Regions from separate parts of the Mus musculus genome. Here region 2 is linked to region 1. The links are chromatin loops, found by intact Hi-C in ENCODE. Cell type or tissue: left cerebral cortex. All regions are shown on one strand.

What was found. A loop is a pair of places that touch in the nucleus more often than their neighbours do. Peaks named below come from ENCODE experiments on the same cell type or tissue, not always from the same donor. Only the 100,000 strongest peaks of a DNase experiment are listed, where the experiment ranks them.
Region 2: a loop joins it to region 1, with 5 times the contacts of the local background. A loop is called at or near these places in 8 of 42 quality-filtered maps.

Annotation. Positions count from the first base shown.
Region 1 is chr1:42,239,286-42,241,785 of GRCm38, forward strand. No RefSeq gene overlaps it. Among named protein-coding and RNA genes, the nearest start is that of Gm28175, 17 kb to the right of the region's middle. In left cerebral cortex, no CTCF peak of the experiment used is centred here; DNase peaks (open chromatin) are centred at 1,072 and 2,103.
Region 2 is chr1:41,809,282-41,811,781 of GRCm38, forward strand. All of the region lies in intron 1 of Gm29260 (a long non-coding RNA gene), which reads left to right. Among named protein-coding and RNA genes, the nearest start is that of Gm29260, 68 kb to the left of the region's middle. In left cerebral cortex, a CTCF peak has its summit at 1,236; DNase peaks (open chromatin) are centred at 681, 771, 1,250 and 2,027; H3K4me3 peaks cover 913 bases; H3K27ac peaks cover 1,156 bases.

The sequences.
Region 1 (2,500 bases):
ATCATCAGGGATTGGCAATTCACACAGCTCAAAATCCCATTTGCAGCATAGCTTCCCCCATCCCATGGGATTCATTGTGGGAGCATTTTAATATCATAGTTTTCTTATAGTCGAGAACTCTGGAAGAATTGCCCTGGTCTAAGATAGAAGGCCTTACATCAGAGTGGAGATAATGAACTGACAGCACACACACACACACACACACACACACACACACACACACACATACACACACACATACACACACACATACACACACATATACACACACACATACACACATACACACACACACACACATACACACACATACACACATACTCGCATGAGAGAGAGAGAGAGAGAGAGAGAGAGAGAGAGAGAGAAGTCTACCTCTTGAATTCTTTGTGATGAAAGTTGATTTCTGGAGATAAGAAATGAATTTTAGTCTTTTATGAGCATTTTTAACTTCTTTTCTTTGCAACTGTACAATTTCCTTTATGAGAACAGAAGAACACAGATTTTTTTCACCATCACCACATCCTCTCCTTCTTTTAGACAAGAGCTGGGATTGTGTTCTTTTAAAGAGCTACTCAAGAGCCCACTTCCATTTCCAGTTCTAGACAACCCACCTTACTTCCTTCAGTCTTCAAGAAAGATGATGTTTGAATATCTTGAATATTCTAGTCTTTTCTGTAGACACCTCTTTTCCCTAAATGTTATTCCCTATAGTTAAGACCAATGCAATCTTTCCCTCTCCTATCTCTACACAAGTCTCTCTCTCTCTCTCTCTCTCTCTCTCTCTCTCTCTCTCTCTCTCTCTCTCCTCTCTCCCAGAAGTTCCAAGAACAAATATTCTTTCTAAAACCAGTGTATACTTTTTGGAACAAATACCAGACTAGATTTCTTATGTTTGCCTTTTATAGAGCTCACACTTTAAAATGCCCAGTGATCTCTGAGAGTGGTCTGTTCCACCGTGAGCATCAAACAGCTTAATCATCTACCAGATGCTGATAGCAACACCAGCATCCACAGGTGGATGTCGAAGCAAGCCGTGTGAAGAGGACACCGATGATGGAGGAACCCCTTGACTCTGGACTAGATTCCTTCCCAGCTGTGAACACGAGGCTTGGAAACCAGAGATTATTCTTAGAGCAATCATCACTTTAAAAGTCAGACTTCAGATCTAAAAAAGAGAGCCACACCGAGCACTTGGTGGTTCCTCTGAGTTTCCATGCGGGTTCTTTGGGGAGGGTCTCCTGGTCTAATCATGGTGATTTGTGGTTTATATAGAGGTTCTGAAACTCAGGCATCATCATGAAGGCTTATATGTTTAGATCTGTACACAGCTGTGAGTCATAAACAAAAATACCAGAATCTTTCTTCCTTAGAGAAATTAGAGCTAAAAATTAGAACATATTTCCAATAAGACCACTCAGATAAAAGCTAACAAAATTGCTTTATATAAAAGATAAAAGTAACTGGGTAAAGCCAGCCTCAGGCCTCCTCAGGCCTCTGCCTTCAGATCTCTCCCTTTGGATAAATAGATAACTGACCCTTAAAACCACAGACCTCCTTGGTCCTTGTCATTGCAAAGGAGAAGGAGAAAGGGAGAGAGGAGAAAGAGAAGAGAGGAGAGAGAGAGAGGAAGGGAGAAGAGAGAGAGAGGTCTGAGCTCATTACTAATTGGAACAAAAAAGTCTTAAAACTTAGTAATTTGAGAAATTAGCCAACTTTTTCCCTGTAGATGAATTGTCCTCATCTATGATATACATTTCAGAATGAAACTTAAATTAGCTCCTTAAAGTGGTCTTGTGACTTTAATTATTCACAAAGTACACAAATTTAATGAGTTTTTAAATATTAAAACTCGTCTCCATTGTCACTATGGTGAGCTCTTAATTTACAGAGCAATTAAGTCAGGACCCTCATTTATCAGGACATGTGCGTTTGTGGAAAACGTCGTCAGTTTTTATTAATTGATGCTACGGAAAGACTGAGGTGAAATAAATGCATGTCTTCAGAGGTCGGGTCTGTGGCAGTGGGGAGCTGGCAAGGAGTAGGATGTGAGTGAGCTAAAGAAGAAGCCACCGCTAGCTCGGGAGATTGCTGAACTATAAACAGTGCAATGGTTACCGCTCTCAGCCAAAATGCTCTCGAGAAAATGCCCCCTGAGTTTTTCTCTGGCAAACATCTGTCATGGGTAGTAGCTGAGAAACAGGGAGACTTCAAAGCAGTACTTTCTGATTATTAGCAGAGTGTTGAGTGTAATGTTCTTACATTTTAATGTGAACCAAGTGTTGATGAGCTGAGAGCGTAGAATTAAAAAAAGTAGCCCAAATTTCCTTTGTTCTTCAGAATGGGGCTGACAGGAACATTAGCAGTCAGGACTGCTCCTCCATACTTAACCACGCTGAGCTACTGTGATCCTAAAGCCTGAGATGGGTGCTGGGAGCAGAGCTAAGCCAGTCCCTGTCTCTGGGTATCTATCCATCCATCCACCCATGGCACTTCCATCCAT
Region 2 (2,500 bases), 430 kb before region 1:
TCTCCCCGAAAAGTTTATTTCCTTAGTCATTACACTAAACAAAAACAGGTATTTTTTTGTTTTGTTCTGTGGGGGGGGGGGGCATGTATTAGGGGAACGCACTTAACAATTGTTAAGAATAGGCCGTGTGTGTCTTTGGATCCTATTTTTACCAAAGAATTCAGTAGGGAATGTTGGTCACTAGACCCTAGTAGTTGTAGTTAGGATATACTCTACATTAGTCATTTTTCACACCATGTGAGGAAACCTCACTAAATTTAGCATGATTAAATTTGAGCAGAACTATATATTAATATTTCATTTTCAATTAAGTGAAAGAAAATCTACCTGGGATAATAAACTTTATCTGTATATTGTGTCTGTAGAGAGAAAAAAATTGATACTTTATTTAGAAATACTAAAACTCACAAATCCATGATATCAATACTTTAGCAGGCAAGCAAGAAGGGCCAGTATTTTGGATCTCTTATTAAGATTAAGCAGAGTCGCTTCCTTGTGGATAACTTTGCGCATTTCTATGTGGTTAAAACCAGCTGAGAGAGGCGAGGAAAGCTGAGCTATCACTTTTGTTTTATTTTATTTTTTAAAGTGGCTACTGTAGTGGCAAAGGGCACCACCGGCTTCTTTATTGTTACACCACCAGTTCTGACACGAGGGTGACAAACATCATTAGTTTTCTGTTGTAGCTATTGTTGCTTTTGATGACGGCTTCTACAGGGGCCATGCTGCATTCACGCTTTGAGTTCTATGAAGGGACTCCTGAGCTGCCCTGGGACAACCTTGCCAGGTGTAAGGAGCATGGCCCTTGATCTTTGTTGTTCTAGCTGCATGGAATTTCCCTTCCAGCCTTGGCTGGGGAAAGTCCTATTAAGTGCTTTTCACAATTTTCTTGTATTCGTGGGTTTCTTTTATTAAACCAGATACAAGTTGTGACACGATATTAATTCAATCACTAATAACAGACTGGGATCGCGAATCTATGTCAGCAGGTTGGTGTTGATGAAGCCGTAGACATTGCTAGAATATCCTTTTAAATGCTTGCTAAATTTTATTTCTGCGGTGATAGACTGCTGGGTTTATCCCCACCCCACACCCCACCCCACTTTTCTCTCAATCAAAAAAAAAAAAAAAAAAAAAAAAAAAAAAAAAAAGAGCACAAGTGTCCCTCTATGTATGAGCTCTGCAGTCCCAGCTTCTCTGTTGCAAGGCTGGCTGGCAACCACTAGAGGGGAGGAGACAGCCGGATTTATTGAAGGCTCCAGCAGAGATGGATGGTGGGGAAGGCGTCAGAGGAGGAGGTGCCAAGCAATTGAAGTGGGTTATAAAGGTTTGCAAAAACAGGGGAAAATAGACTTCTTAGGATATGCAAAATTTTGCTTCATATAAATGAGAACTGACTGGAAGAGTGGTTAGAAGGTTGCAGCGCATGTACCTGTAATTCTGTAGTCCTAAGAATTAGTAAGGCGAGCCATGAAATCCGAGTTAACACTTATGAAAACAAATGGCTCTTTCCCCAGGACTGTAGCTAATGGTCATGTGCGAGAAAGAACAGCTACTGGGGGAGAACAGGAAAGGAGTCTAAAACGATCTGTCTGTTTTGAGTAAAGAGGAGTCCAGGGGCATACAGCTCATTTCCTAAAGCATGCCAAAACTTAACCCTGTTCACGTCTCTTAACCCCTTACATTCTGGGGCCAAGAGAGAAACAGAGGAAACATCCCAGAAGTAAAATAATGATACAATATACCCAGAGAGAGGAGATGGGAGGAGGGAGGAGGTGTTTGACCTTCCTGGAATCCTGAACTACAATATCCTACTACATGGACTTAAATCAAAAAAATTGTACTGTGGGATGAGGGGGGTCACATATAGCAGTTGAAAAATACCTCTGATGCTTTTGAATCCAGCTTGACCTCTTTGATCTTTAATTTTGGGGAAACTAAAAGGAAATAAATATACTTAATGTTAGTATTGTTAAAGTATTGCAGTGTGGAGCTGGGGACTGTTCTGTGTGCTCTCCTGAGCATAATTGCACTGAGATCATCCTGTTTCCATTTTGAAAGCCACTGGCAATTACTGGAATACAATGTATCATGCGTTTGCTCACTGGATATAAAACCTATATACTAATTCGCAATAAAATGTAACAGCTGTCAGTGCATTTTCTGCTCTGTTACTTCAATAAATTGGAACTCTGACTAGAAAATGGGAATGTTGCGTTTTTACACAGTCTGTAATGTGTTTGCTTTTTGCAAATACAATTTATTTTTTTCATGACAAAAATTGTAGTTTGTTATTACTGCTAGTGGATAAATATTCCTATATCAGAATGAATTACATATGGTACCTGTAAAGAAGTAGTAATATTTTCTCTTTTTTATGGTAGCCTGTCTTCAGTAAACAAAATACACTTAACCTACTTCTGTCGCATACTGAGGTTCCCACCCCCCATCATGATGGCTGTGTGCTGAGAGTAGGAAAAGATGCATGAGGTTTTTTTTT